2 separate regions of the Homo sapiens genome follow, and region 1 is linked to region 2. The links are chromatin loops, found by intact Hi-C in ENCODE. Cell type or tissue: IMR-90. All regions are shown on one strand.

Evidence for each region. Peaks named below come from ENCODE experiments on the same cell type or tissue, not always from the same donor. Only the 100,000 strongest peaks of a DNase experiment are listed, where the experiment ranks them.
Region 1: a loop joins it to region 2, with 12 times the contacts of the local background. A loop is called at or near these places in 70 of 110 quality-filtered maps.

What each region holds. Positions count from the first base shown.
Region 1 is chr4:158,252,217-158,260,216 of GRCh38, forward strand. TMEM144 (transmembrane protein 144) reads left to right here. Exons shown (of 13, transcript NM_018342.5): 13 at 1,228-3,200. The coding sequence ends at 1,311. Among named protein-coding and RNA genes, the nearest start is that of TMEM144, 46 kb to the left of the region's middle. In IMR-90, CTCF peaks have their summits at 1,334 (motif pointing right), 3,699 (motif pointing left) and 7,960 (motif pointing right); DNase peaks (open chromatin) are centred at 1,335 and 3,685.
Region 2 is chr4:157,987,546-157,995,545 of GRCh38, forward strand. LOC105377509 (a long non-coding RNA gene) reads right to left here. Exons shown (of 6, transcript XR_007058347.1): 2 at 161-230. Among named protein-coding and RNA genes, the nearest start is that of GASK1B-AS1, 180 kb to the right of the region's middle. RefSeq lists an enhancer at 7,384-7,528 and a cis regulatory region at 7,448-7,465. In IMR-90, a CTCF peak has its summit at 4,698 (motif pointing right); a DNase peak (open chromatin) is centred at 4,706; H3K4me3 peaks cover 210 bases; H3K27ac peaks cover 317 bases.

The DNA.
Region 1 (8,000 bases), 260 kb after region 2:
GGCTGGGCAACACAGAGAAGTGGTTCTCAGTAGTTCCCATCTTTAAGACCAGGCACCCCATACATAACTGAGCAAGTCCAACGAAGTCATTCTTCACACCCTCTCTGCATTTCTTCCTCACCCTTCAGATCCATCTCCATCTCTCCATCTACCCATCATCATCTTTTCCCTGGGAGACTACAGTCACCTCCTAATTGGTCTCCTTGCATCCATTCTGGCCCCTCCAATCTGTCTGCCATCCTGCAGAAAAGTGTGAGCTTTACACAATGCAAGTCTGAAATTTTAACACAGCCAGCTGCCTGTCTTTTTAATGTCTTCCTCTTTGCTTGGAAAAACAGGACCCAAATTTGAGAGGCAGAGGTGGGCAGATCACTTGAGGTCAGGAGTTCAAGACCAGCCTGGCCAACATGGTAAAACTCTGCCTCTACTAAAAATACAAAAATTCACTGGGCTTGGTGATGCATGCCTGTAATCCCAGCTACTTGGGAGGCTGAGACAGGAGAATCACCTGAACCCAGGAGGCGGAGGTTGCAGTGAGCCAAGATCACGCCACTGAACTCCAGCCTAGGTGACGGAGGGAGACTCCGTCTCAAAAAAAAAAAAAAAGAAAAAAAGAAAAAAAAATAGAACCCAAAGCATAACAAGTGCTCAGGTCCATGGTCTTCCAACCTCATCTTGCTCCACTTAACTTTGATTGCTTCAGTCACACTAACCTCCTTTCAGTCCCTGGGAAATATTTTGCTTTTTCTTACAACAGGACTGTGCACATAAAATTCCTTCTACCTGGAATCTCTACTTGCTGCCCTAGTCCCCTGGCCAATTCACTGATACTTGTAGTTAGAAGCTCCACTTCCCACCCTCCAAACCAGCATCATTAAGATTCCTGTAACACACTCTCAAACAACCATGGTGGTTTGCTTTATTATTAACACCCCTCTCACATAATAACATTCTTTTCTGTGATTACTTCCTGTCTCCCATATTATATGATTGTTTGCATAAAGGTACATGTTGAAGCTTAGTGGGTGCCCACATTTATTTACGGAATGGGTGAATTCATAAGGCTCTGCAGGGGTTTGTGAGAACCTGATTACTTGGAAGGGGTAGCAAAAAAGGGTACAGGCGGCTAGAGCAGATGGTTAGGTCCCTAGCAATCTTGAGAGTCTGTCCATTTTGTGTAATTGATTCAGGCCTTATTCATCACTGTTATTCTTTTTTCTTATTCAGGGTCTACAAAACTACCTATTAATGATACTTGCATTTTGCATCATCTTGACTGGAGCCTTATGCACTGCTTTTTCTAAAATCTAACAATGACAAAACCAGCAGGTGGCAGCAGTAGTTAAGAGAACGCGTCTATCGGACAGCGGAGAGATCATGCTGAGAAAAGAGTGCATTTTCATATAGCAAATGGATCTCAGCCACTGTTGGAGTGGGTAAATGATTTTTTTCCCCAAAAATGTGAGAATGAAGGAAGATTGAGTTTCATTCAAGTATAAAAATGAAAATTTCTTCTGATGAACTGTTTATGAAGGTAGTACTTTACTGGGTGACTAAAATGTCTACATTATTATAGCATTACATACGAGGATGCTCTTTTTACCACAGTATGTACCTAGTGTTGCATAATCTAGAACACAGTATAGAGTCCATATACAAAGAAGTTACAGTCCATATTTCTCACCTATTACCCCAGTGAAGTGAGGCAGAAATACCTTGGGCGAGGAGGGAGAGCCTTACCTTCTAATGGAATTAGATTCCAAAGATATTTGGATCCTTTGTTTCATAAAGTAAATGCATAGTTGGTAACTAAATGTTAAAAAGGCCATTTTATTATTGTTAGCCAAAACTTCTGTTTATTTCAAGTTAATATCGCCCAACTCTACATCATCTACCCATTTTAGCTCATAATGCTTTTGATTATCGCCAGATAAAGTCCATTCTCAGAGAACAAAAATTTTTCATCATTGAGAAAATGTGCATAACATAATACATACATACACAAGTATATTCACGTACATAAATACACACAGATATGTTGCTAAAGTGAGATTGTAGGTTATCAGTAACAATTTAAAGGAAACAACCACTCTTTTGAATGTACAACTTTTTTTTCTGAAATACACTTTTCTAAAACCCTCTTAACTGGAGGTTTCCTGTTTTCTTCTTGTTTTAACTGGTGGTTTCCAGTAGGCAAAATAAAATGACAGGCATGCTAGTTTTTTTTTTTTTTTTTTTTTTTTAAGAAAACTGAAATTAAGCCAGGCAGGGTGGCGCACTACTATAATCCCAGCTGCTGGGGCGGCTGAAGTAGGAGGGTCACTTAGCCCAAGAGTGCAAATCTGCCAGCCTAGGCAACATAGCAAGGTCCCATCTCTAAAAAAGAAATTTAATTTAAATTTGTAAGAAAAAAGAAAACTGAAACAGAACTGCCAGTACAATGTTTGTTGCAATTGTTTCCAAAACTTTGAGATAACGAAACCCCTATTCAAATGTAAATTTTACCCATTCCCACCTGATAGTACTGTTTATTACTTTGCTATGCAGGAGAAACAAAACAGCTTTTTATTTGTGTGTATACTCTGAAGTCAATGTGCATGGGTTAAATCCCACCTCTGCTTCATTTTATTTGTGTGGCTTTGGACAAGTTCCTAAGCCCTCTGTGTCAGGCCCCTCATTAACAAAATGGAGTTTATGATGGCATCTACCTCACATGGTTATTGTGTGGTTGAAATTAGTTCAAATCTGTAAAGTATGTTGATGAGTATCTGGTACTTGGCAAACACTATATAATTGTTAGCTTTATTATTATGTGTTGTTTGAAGGGGAAAAAAGTTTTTGTAGATTGGAGAACACCATGTAAGAGCTACTAAGCTCACCACCTTCCCATCCAAACAATTATTACTCCTCTAAATGAATACTACTTAAAAGTGATGGAGCTTCTGTTTGTTTATTGAATTGCTAATACAAATAAATATTTGACTATAACTTCTTATACTCATTTTAATTTTAACCTGAAATGTCATTAAATTATGCTGATAAACTTTGAATAAATTGTGATACAAAAGCTATTTTTCTCATTTAAATATATTTTAGAATTTTATATTGGATAACTTTTAATTATTCTTTAGTTGGGATTTCCAATTTATATGCAAAATTTTAAATGTGAAGTAAAGCAGTTTCAGAAGAAAAATGAAAAATCAGTCTTATTACCTCTATATAATTTATATATATCCCTATATATACTTTGTATATATATATACACACATTTATATATGTATATATATACACATTTATATATGTGTGTATATATATACACATTTATATATATGTGTGTGTATATATATATACACATTTATATATATGTGTGTGTGTGTGTGTGTGTGTGTGTGTGTGTGTGTGTGTGTATATATACACACACACACAGACCTCTATATAGTATATAGTTTCTGGTACCAAACAAGCTTTTTCAAAATGGTTACCAAAAAGCAACTTATTATTTAGAGGCTAGTCTAAATGGGCAGTTGCCAAATCTGCATTTTGTTTGCTCACCTTAGGAAGTGAATGCCTAACTCTCTTGAGACTTTTAGGTTTTATTTCTCCTAATCTAGTATGGCTAAATTCTAGTGTTTATTTTACATTTTTCTGGCCTGGCTTTCTGTCAAATGGCAACCCCATCTGTACTAAAGAGATCCTGCCATCTTGTGTACAGAGACAGAACTACATTCAGTAGAAGTAGCAGCCAATAAGGCTTGTATCAGATTATGGAAATTTTCTACCATAGGAACAGAAAATCCTAATAAATTTTAAAGGATTAATAGCACAGCATCTCCCCGAACTACAAAATCTTCTTTTATTCCTGACATACTGATTTATTTATATTCAGAGTTACTAACTACTAGACTTATAAGTCTCAATATTGATAGAGCTAAAAAACACATTGCGTAAAGGCAAGTTGTGGAACCATGTGCATAGCATAACATTTAGGTAAATTTTTAGTAACCAAAGTAATAAATACTTTCTATAAATACGTATTTATGTAAAAAAAAAAGGAATTTAGCTACTAATAGTCTACTGTTGACCAGAAACCTTACCTGTAACATAAACAGTTAACACATATTTTGTATGTTATATATATTATATACTATATTTTTACAGTAATCTAGAGAAAAGAAAATATTGTTAAGAAAATTATAGGGAAGAGAAAATACATTTACAGTATTATACTATATTTACCGATACCATAAGTTTGCATCATCTGATTGCAAGAAGAATCTTCTGAAATGTTGGGCAACTGCATCTGCAGACCTCAATCTGTGGTACATATCAAGCAATTCAGCTTTTTCTAATAATGTCATGACTTTTCTCTGCTTCTTGGGAGCACTTCCAGCATCACTAGTCGAGGTCCATATGGGTCCCATGGTGTTATCCAAGGTTTACAAGGTTTAATTTTATTGCAATAAAAAATGATGAAAAATATACAGGAACTGCAAGAGATCATAACCACCAGAGGCAATTGACTGGAGAGACAGTTGACTCACCTGGAGATGATTAGCACCACATGGTGCTTTAAGTGGATAGTCGCAACGCTAGAGCTCACCACAATAGCAACGGAGATTTTATAATAGATTTATGTATATTTTACGGTAGTAAATGATAAAATAGACTAGTGTATATATCTATAGTATTATATATATTATATATAGTATTATATATTATATATAGTATTATATATATTATATATAGTATTATATATTATATATAGTATTATATATATTATATATAGTATTATATATTATATATAGTATTATATATATTATATATAGTATTATATATTATATATAGTATTATATATATTATATATAGTATTATATATTATATATAGTATTATATATATTATATATAGTATTATATATTATATATAGTATTATATATAATATATAGTATTATATATAGTATTATATATAGTATTATATATATTATATATAGTATTATGTATATATTATGTAGTATTATATATATTATATATATATATTATTCATCACATACACAAAAAGAAGTGTTCACCTCACTTGGCAAGAGGGACTTGCATGTGTCAATAAGGACCTTAAGACTGGAAGACCCTGGATTATCCAGGTGGTCACAGTGTAATCTCAAGGGTCCTTGAAAGTGGAAGAGAAGAATCAGAGTTGAGAAGGAGATAAGGTGATGGAAATGGAGGTCAGAGTGATGTCCTATGAGAAGGACTAAACCCATGCATTGTTGACTTTCAAGATGAGGGAAGGGAACACAGGCCAAGAAATGTGGGCAGCTTCTAGAAGCTGGAAAAGAGAAGGAAACAGATTCACCCCTACAGCCTCCAGAAAGGCACAGCCTTGCCAGTCCCTTGGTGTTAGCCCATGTCAGGCTCCTAACCTACAGAACTATAAGAAACAACATTTGTATTGTTTTAAGCCACTAAATTTGTGATAATTTGTTACATTAGCAATGGAAATACAGAGTTACATGACTTTTTTAATAATAATTTTCAATGTAAATGTAATATTTTTACATCTTATAGAAACTTAGAAAGTTTCAAACTCCACATATCACTTATTTATCTCATTGCTACCCCTCTTTTTCCTCTTCTTTGGGTACATTAGAAGGAATACAACTTTTGTTCTGGATTTATACAAAGAAACAAACTGGTGTTTTCTCATATCATTCCCACTCTTAGAGTCTTAGAAGGTTTCAAATTTGCAAACAGAGATGCATTGGATATGGTAATGAGATTACTGATCTGAGAGCCAAAAAACTTCGATGATCCTCCTGGCCTTGCCTCTGGTAGGTAACATTACTTTGTGAGGTATTTTAACTTCCTCATATTTGTAAAATGGTTGTTTTCAACTAAAGGAATTCTAAATTTATGCAAACATAAAACTTTGTCACTATGGAGACATTCTAGTGGTATAATTTAATAGTATCCCAAGTTGCTTCAAGGTTCACCTTACATATTTGTATCCCACTCCTGAAGTACATAATGGGACGGGACCCACCAAACATTGAATAGAGTCACCCCTTTGCAAACTGATAAGGTGGCCTGGCACTCTCTTTTTTGAAATCCTAAGTGTGGGCACTTACAACGCTTTAAATTGAGGCCCCCAATACTGATAAAATAGGAAAAGTCTCATTTTAACATGTGACTCTCAAAATAGGTCCACATTTTTTGTGCGGGTTCCCTACTCACATATGGACTAGTAAAATCCACATCCATTTACCTTAATTCAACAGTATCATCTGTGTTATAAAGATGTTCAAGTTAAGCATTTCACATGTGTAAATGCATTTGATATTCATTTTAAAATCCATATTATTTTGTAGGTAAGGGAACTGAGCCTCAGTAAATTGTAGTGCCTTATTTTTAGCCATGCTGCAAGTATGTGACAAAATCAGAACTTTGAGTCAGGATTTTCTACTCTAATCATTTAATATTCATGAAATGTCAACCATGTGTGAGGCATGGAGGATAGAGAAAGAACTACAGAGACAGGGCTCTACGCTACCCCTCAAAAGGAGCCTACATTCAGCTTATGGTGTCATTTCCTTGATTAAGCTTCTCCTCCTCTTGTCTGTCTCCTACAATACTAGCCCATTTCTCCACTTCACACTCTCATTATTTTAGACACTTTTGTCTCTCCTCAGAGCTACGGGCTTCTTGATCTCACAGTACATTTCTGATTTACCTTTGTAGTTTCCCTTCACTGATTTAGGTAGCCAATACAACATTTTTGCAAAATAAGTACAATGAATATTTACTGAATGAATGCAAGTAAGCTAAATCCTAAAGGCCTCATTTGGTGCTAAAATTATCTTGTGTCTCCTATTTAGGTTTCACACTGAAAGAAGCAGTTTGAGAAACTGCTTAATTAAAAGACATTCAAATTCAAGACAATTTACACTTTCACTCTGTAATCATTTTCATAATAGCTCACATCCAATTAATACAGTGGATAAAACTTAAAAAGTTTAATGGGAAACCCTTTTAAATACTCTTTAGTTGTCAGAAAGAACAAAGGTAAAACTTGTAATTCCTGTCACATCTTCCTCGGTTCAAAGAGTATTTTACAGTTAGAATAAAAAAAGGAGCCAAATAAAATTACTTAGGTTTTTCTTTTTTTCTTGTTTTTTTTCTTTGAGGCTCAAGGAGTACATTCACAAAAATAAATTATATTGGCTCCCATATGAAATTATCAGGGATGACATTAAAACTAAGCAGCCAAGGAAAACATGTTGGTGCAGGCTTTAGTTTTTCTCTAAATAGAAAAATTAATATTCTAAGTAATTTTGAAATTTAAAATATTAAATTTATTAAAGCTGTAATGAATTATACATTGCTCCCTTAAGGAAAAAAAAAAATATCAGTACCTGTAAGATGTATCTGACATTCACAAACAGTAACCACCCAAAAACACCAGGTTTGGTTGCTGGATTAAGATTCTAAAATCTGATATTCTGATTTTAGAATCTTAATCTTAATAATGTATGTCTCTGTGTTCCTAAAATTTTTATTTTAAAGTGCATGACACAATACATCATGAAATAATTCATAGACTACTTTCTTAAAATTTAAGTAGTTTAAGAAATCCAGGAAAATATTCTTTCCTATTATTTTTGCATAAATTATAGCATAAATGAATATCCACATCCTACGTATATAATTAGTACCATGAAATACAACTTGCTATGTATAGTCCCTGCCACATGTTAGGAAAGTTTATGCGAATTGGGACCTCTCCACAGAAGAGTCATTCAACTTTAATAACTAGGGGAAATGTTGGAGTTAGGTAGTTGGTTAAAATGGAATCTTCACACAAAATGAGGTATCTGGTTGTCTTACCTTTAGTTATTACTGTATATTAATCTTCATTTAATTCATCTGTAAATACATTTTCAAATTTGACCACCAGAGGGAAGTATAGGGTTAATTATGATAGTCTGTGGTGGTCTATGTTATAAAATGT
Region 2 (8,000 bases):
CTTTCTTAAGCATATGAAATCTGCCCTTGAAAACCATAAAGAGAAAAATCTAGAACTCATCCTGGGATGAGAGTGACATGCACTTCATGGAGTCAAAAAACCTTCTAGGAAGTTTAGAGAAATCTAGTGTTTCACAATTCCAGGTGTCTTATTAACTTACCATAATTCCCTTCGGCAAATCACTTGGCAGTCAGGGTCACTGGCTCTTGAAGCTTGCAGACCAACACTGCCTGAGAAAAAGGGGTGGGAAGAAGACAACATTAAGCAACTCATCCTTGCTATTAGCCCTGCTCTGGTCCCTTGTCTATTGGCCAGTAAGAAAACAATTTCCCTATTCTTCATCCTTTTTGGATACCTATGATAGAATTGAGTCTATACTTTCATTTCCTGTAAGGCTTGAGATGAGCCTGGCTTATATCTGTCCTTTCAGAAACTGGAGTCCTCTTTCTGAACTCCAGGTAGACACTGAGATCCCATTCTCAGCTTTCACTGTTTCTGAAAACTGCTGCTTATGTGCCTTTTTCTTTACCTGAGGAATGCCTAAAGAAGTTTTAGCACAGATCCTGGCACATAGTAGGTATTCAATATTGATTGAAAATTGGTATACAACAAGAAAATATAACAAGGTCTTGGCCTCCAATGCAACTTAGAGTCTAGAAGAGAAAGATAAAAATATAAATACTAAGTGTTACAGATGCTATAATGAAAGAAATAGACTGCAAACCTGTCATTAATAATTTTTTTCTATGAGAGGGATCAAAAAGACTTCTTGGGGGAGTTGAGAAGAATGAGTAAGATTAAATGAAAAGAATAGGTTTTGCCAAGAATAGTGGGAAGACAGGCAGATATTTTCCAAAGACAGTGAGTAAAGTCATTTGTATAAGGAGAATGTACACATTGAAGCATGGTAAAAGATAAGCCTGGAAATCTGAGTAGACCATGAATAGGTCAGAAATTTACTTTTTTAGGCATTAAAAGTATCTGGAGTGTTTTGAGCAGGTAAGTGATCTAATTAGAGTACTATCTTAGAGTTGTTCCCAGGGTGGCAGTTAACAGGACATTTTTTCAATGAAAAAAAATTGAAAGGAGGAAATTAGTTAGGAAACAATTTATTTACCCCAGCAATAAGTGATTAAAGTATGATATAAGTTAATAGCCATAGAATTTAAAAAAAGGAACTAAATTTTGGCAAATTATGTGGGATTAACTTTCACTTCTTACAATACCATAAAATTTCAGTAAAAGAATTTTAAAAATGCATAAAATTACATAAGAAAAACAAGAAGTGGGAACAAAAAAAACTGAGATGCAAAAAAAAACAGGAAGATATCCAGCAGAAAATTAAGGCCAGAGGAAGAAGAAAGATAGTGTCTGCAAGGTGCAAGAGTGGAGAGTCAAGACACTAGTCACTTCATGCCCTGGAATCCAGGGAGGCCTACAAGTTAGAGGCATCATGTTCCTCTGACGGCTGAGGTGTAGTTAGGCAGACAACGTGAAGATTGGTTGCAACTCTCCAAAAGCATTTAGACCTTTGCATATCCTAAAATTCTCTATGAGAAGAGATCAGGTCTAAAATTTTCCCCACTTAACAGAAGAACGAGGTTCAGGTTTTACTCTCTGGAGACTCTTTGAACCCAGAGACACCAAACACAGTCAAGACTCTGCATGAAGGTCTACACATTGAACAGTGAGACCCATATTATACTCTTCCACTTTTCCATCACATAAGCAACCAGCTTCCCTCACAGGAAGAAGGCTGGAGGGTTCATCTCTTTGGAACCACTGGCTTAAGGAAAAACTCTTGACATTTGGGGAAAGAGTATCCTTGAGAAAACAACTGTGTTTCTATCTAATTATCCTACAGAAAAGCACACTGCTCAACAAGCCCTGAAATTAACACAAAGCTTCTAATATATTTATAGGGTTTTACTCTTAAATGGCAAATAACAGCCAAGGATGAGGAAAGTCATATCACTAACTCAAACACAGAAGCCCAACAAAGAGAACGAGCAACGCAGAAGACCTGAGGCAAGGCAGGAACTAGGAGAAAGAATGCAAAGAAACTCTATAATCAATCGCCTTAAAGAGATACAAGTCGCCTTAAAGAGATAAAAATTTACGGATAATATATCCATAAATTAGAATATTTAGACTATTATTTTAAAATGACGGAGGAGCATTCAAACAATAAAAGCTCCTAGAAAATAAAATATGATTAAAATAAAGATGACAGACTCTTCCAGAAAGCATAGCAAAAATACAAAATGAAAAATAGGTAAGACTAGATAAAATTTTAGAGGTTTGTTACTAAAGTTCAAACAGTCAAATAAGAGCCTCAGAAAAAGACAAAGAAGAAAATGAAAGGAAATAAACTATACAGAAAGAAACAAAAAAACATCTAGGATCGAAATGTCTGGATTTACACATGGAAAGGGCGGATTAGTATCTACCACAATGAATGAAAAGATAATTCATAGCAAAGCACAGTACTGTAAAATTTCAGGGAATTGAGATACAGAGAAAAACAGGCAATTGGAAGCAGAAAGAAAATTGAATTTCATGCCTTCAACATTTTGTGAATAATAATTTTCAACATAGAATTCTGAACCCAGACAAACTACCAATCAAATGAGAAGGTAGAAACAAACATTTTTAATTTTTCACATACACAAGTTCTAAACAAAATTACCTCTCATATACTTCTGCTCAAGAAATTACAAGAAGATAATCCTTATTAAGAATCAAAGAATAGGCCAGGCATGATGGCTCATGCCTGTAATCCCAGCACTTTGGGAGGCCGAGGCGGGTGGATCACGAGGTCAGGAGTTCGTGACCCGCCTGACCAACATGGTGAAACCCCATCTCTACTAAAAACACAAAAATTACCCAGGCGTGGTGGCATGTGCCTGTAATCCCAGCTACTCAGTAGGCTGAGGCAGGAGAATCACTTGAACCCAGGAGGCAGAGGTTGCTGTGAGCCAAGATTGTGCCACTGCACTCCAGCCTGGGCGACAGAGTGAGACTCTCTGTCTCAAAAAAAAGAAAGAAAGAAAAAAAGAAAGAAAGAAAAAGAAAGAAAGGTTTTGAACTCAGTAATCTCTACCTTTCTTCCATCTTGTTTGAGACAAATTTACGCTTGTGTTGGTATTAACCGTGGAACAACCAAGTGACTTATATGCAGGAGACTGCTGGAAATGTCGAACCCAAGTTGAGACAAGCAGTCAGTGCTGGAGAGGCTGACTGTAGAGGTATCTACAAGGAGATATGCACACAGCTGGAGAGAGTAAGATCTCCAAAGCACAACACATAGAGACAGAAATGGAAAGTTAGGACTAAACTTCAGGCAATGCCCACCTTAGGGGAAAACTAGAATAGTGAATGTGTGAGTTTAAAAATACCTGTATAACAGGACAGATAGCTATTCATACATTTGGCTTTGGAAGAGTATGAAGGGTTTGATTGTCTTATGAATTCAAAAATCACCTTTGAATTTAAACAATTAGGAAATTTTGATAGTAAAGCAAATTAAAATAAAATATTTGGAATTCTAAGGAGTTATACAAAAGATAAGCTTTTATCCCCCTTTCCCTAAAATAACTATAGTTATCATGTTACAGATGTTACCATTTAGGGCATCTATGTGAATAAAGATGGGATTTTTATTTTTCACCTTTAGAAAAGTGGCAGTGATTGAAATCTCGCCTGAAACCATGAATTTTTCATAATAGCCAGGTGGCTATTCAGCCAAGCACTCTAACTCTATAAGCCCCAGCTGCGATCCAAGCAAGGTTAAATGAAAATAATACTTGACAATATTTCACCAAGCCGTATCATTCATGCACATGCCACATCCTTTAATTTATTTTTCATGCATAATTATTCATCCATACAGAAAAAACAAATCAGTAAACACACGAAATACAAATCCAGTTTTCATTTACAAGTAGTAAAACCCCTTCTGAATTTTGTTGTTCTTCGCTTTTGCATACTAACCACTATTTTATAGTAATAAATTCTGTATTCCAAATGGTTAAAAGCATTATAATTTACAGGATAAATCCTGTATTCTATATGGTTGAAAGTTGAAAACATACAGGTTATTATATAACTTGTATATTTTCTATTTTTAATGGCAACAAGAGGACATACAATTTTACACAAACACCTGTAAGTGTATGTATACATGCACACACTTTTTAAAGCATTTCTCAACTTTAGGCCATATGATGCATTCCTAATTTTGTATTATCATTTATATCAAACTTATTAACAACTTAGTAAAAATAGTTGCATTTATTTTAATTTATATTTTTTCATTACTTTCTTGGGTAGTTATTATACCCAACATGGCATTAGTTGGCTTAAAGATGTGAAATTTACATGATTTCATCAAGTATTGTGTTTTCCCCATCCAAAATATTCTGTCAAATCACACTTTCAGCACTACTATTTTAATAACTTGGAATAGTGTTTCTCTCTTCAACTATTTCATCCATCATGGTGAGTAATCCAACCAACTTATTTCTTGAGACCAGTGGGTTAACCTTGAGGCAAGGTTAGTATTTTTACCTAAACATTAGAAATCTTTAAATATTTGTTTCTCATAAATATTTAATTCAGCACAATAATTACAATATTAATTAGACGTAGACTACGTAGATTTCAACAGGAGAAATGTAGTAATGTGAGTCACTAGGGGGCAGCAAAGATCAGAGAAAAGGCATGAATTCAAATGCTGATTCTTAATCCAAGTTAATAAAAACATTGAGCGTTCTAGAGATACCAAAGGGCCAGCGCTTTCCCTAAATGTTTCTCTGAATCTTATAGTCTTATCTATACATCATCTTGGAACAAAAACCTGCACTATTCTGCCACCTTTTAGAAAATTGACTGCCACTTCAATTTTTATCAGCAAACAATGAACATTTTAAGGCTTTCTCAAAAATGAAAACTGCGTAACTTCCTGACAATTACGGTAGTTCCAATTTTTTAAGAAAGTTATGAAATAGGTCATTTAGACTTTCTGTGGGATTTCTGCTTCTCCAAAAAGACCAGATGTTTCCTCATGATTTTTGTTTCCCCATCTTGAGCAGTACAAATGAAACAGATTTATAACTTTTTAAATACAGTGTTATTTTCTGAGTCTTTAGGAAACACACAAGTGTTTATAAAGGCAAAAATATTGCATCAATTATACTTTCAATGGCCATTACTACTAATAGAAATTACTTTAAAATATTTTAAAAACCGGTTAATAGGAAAACTCAATCATCTACCTTTTCCTTTTTGAATTCTCAACTTATTATATATACATGTTTACAAGTTTATTAAATGAACATCCATTATTTTAATATCAGAAGGGAGTCTAAACTTATTTTTAAAAGTTACTTATGAGCAATATATCCTACTTTTGCTGGGCCTTTTAAAATTCATAATAAAATGCATTGAAAGTCCTGATTCTGTTAGCATTCGTTCTGGTGGGTTTCCGGATCTAAGGAAACATCAAATTTTACAGGGGTTATTTGGAAATAAAACCCACAGAGCAACACAATACTAGAGTTGTGAACTAACAAAATAAAAGAGTTTGTTTATCATGTCACTGTTCTAATATTGACCTTGACCATGTGATGTTGACTTTATTTATTGCCTATTGAACATTCTTGCAAGATTATAGTTTGTTTCCTTGGAGCTTAGAAATTAAAGGAGAAACAAAGGGTACTTATTAAACAAGAAGATGTGCTTGAAGCTGAGAAGTAGCTGGTCCATTTGGGAATTGATAAAAACATAAAAATGTTAAAGTAAAGACCCCTCCATATCATTACAAGTTTCCCATTTATCTGTAGAAGGAAAAAGATATTGGTTTGAAGTTTTAAGAAGACATAAAATAAAACAGATAAAAAGAAGGTAAAATGCCTGAAAACCCCTCTTTATTATGACTACAAAGCTTTACATTTTAACCTAAATGCTAACGACTTAACCTATAACCAAATAGTTGAATGTTTCTACCAGTGTTCAAATACTTTGAAGTACCTCAAGGTCAATGTATTTAAAGCTAACTCATGGCCTTCTCATCTAAAGCTGCTCATCCTCTTATTTTCTCAGCAAAATGTGGGGATTCCACATCTCATCACTTCACCCAAGTGAAGTAACCAAAAAGCGTCCTTGACTGTATCCTCTCCTGCATGTCCTCAAATCAACTAATTTACCTTATATTTATTTTATAGATATTTCTCAGATCCTTTGTCACTTTACAGACCTATAGTAACTTAACTGAACTCTACCCTGAATCTCTCAAAAGCATTACCTATACTATCAGAACGCTTTCACAGATGCCATTATCTCACTCCATTGTCCAAATACCTGCAATAAGTCTCCATTCATCTATACAATAGAGTCCAAATGTCCTAATATGGCATAAAAATAGCCATTACTATTGCATTTAAAGCAAATTCTTGACAAATATTTGTTGACTCCAAAAGAATCCAATATTCAATATTTCTACATTTAGACAGGGTGTTGGCACAAAACCAGAATATTTTTGGGGTGATATCAAAATATTTAAAGTGAGAAAATTAAATACATGTGTATGTATATATGTAATAGATATTAAAAATACCTTAAACTGCCAGGCATGGTGGCCACGTCTGTAGTCCCAGAACTTTGGGAGGCCTAGACAAGGATCACTTGAGGTCAGGAGTTCGAAACCAGCCTAACCAACATGGTAAAATCCCGTCTCTACTAAAAATAGAAAAATTAGCCAGGCATGGTGGCTTGCACCTGTAGTCCCAGCTACTTGGGAGGCTGAGGCAAGAGGATTGCTTGAACCCAGGAGGTGGAGGTTGCAGTGAGCCAAGATTTAGCTTCTGCACTTCAGCCTGGGTGACAGAGGAAGACTCCACCTCAAAAAAATAAAAAATAAATGTAAATAAAAATACATTAAACTGACATATAAATCTGTTTTTTAATTTCATCATGGCTTTATGTATTTGTCATATATATGTATATATGTGTATGTCTTGTGTATATATCACATACATATATGTATATATGTGTGTCCTGTGTGTGTTCGTATATAAATATATATATTTGTATATATATATTTGTATATATATGTATATATATTTGTATATATATTTATATATATATATACACACACGTCAGTTTAATATATTCTTCAGCTTTAGAGGAAAATCTAGCAAAAACAAGCAAAGTAGGCAGTAGTTAGGACAGAGATTGATGAAACAAATATTGTTTACATTTTTGCCAGAAGCAATGTAGAGAACAATGAAAGTGTTTTGGAGATTTGTAGATTTAAACCCAACAGTATAGGCCAAAGACAGTATTTCAGTTTCTTAATTGCATTCCTTTTTTCTCACATTTCTCTTTCAAAAAACTGAAATCCTTGAGACTTTTGTAAACAAGGAACAGTCATGGCTGGGCATTTCCTCTGAAGAAAAGAGATAAAGCCAAACAAAGGCACTTTGATCTTCTGTTTGTGCTTGGTAAACTACCAGTCTTACGAAAGACCTTTCGTTTGTTCATTCGTCTCCCTCATGTGTCTGAATGCCCATAGAAAATGTTTACAGAGCAAAACAGCTCATTTCTTATTCCAGAAAAATCAAGCTGTTGCAACTGGTGGAGATTAATTAAAACGGCATGAGCGTGGCAAGCCAGGAAAGAGCAAAGCCAAATAAACGAATCTTTCATTACATCTTTAAAAATTATGAAGGAAAGAGATCATCTACTTATCTCTTGGTAGATCCTGAATATATATTCTGAATATATATTTTATATTTATATATGTATATATACATACCTTGCTTGGTTTTCAATTTGTATATGAGTAAATTCTTAATGATAGAGTGGCCTTCCTTTGGCCTAACCATAAAGCACTTTCCATTTCTGCTATTTGATTCATAAAACAAGAAAGAACAACCTTAGTTCTCTCTTTCCATTTGATAATTTGGTACCATATTTACCTATTATGCATCAAACAAATT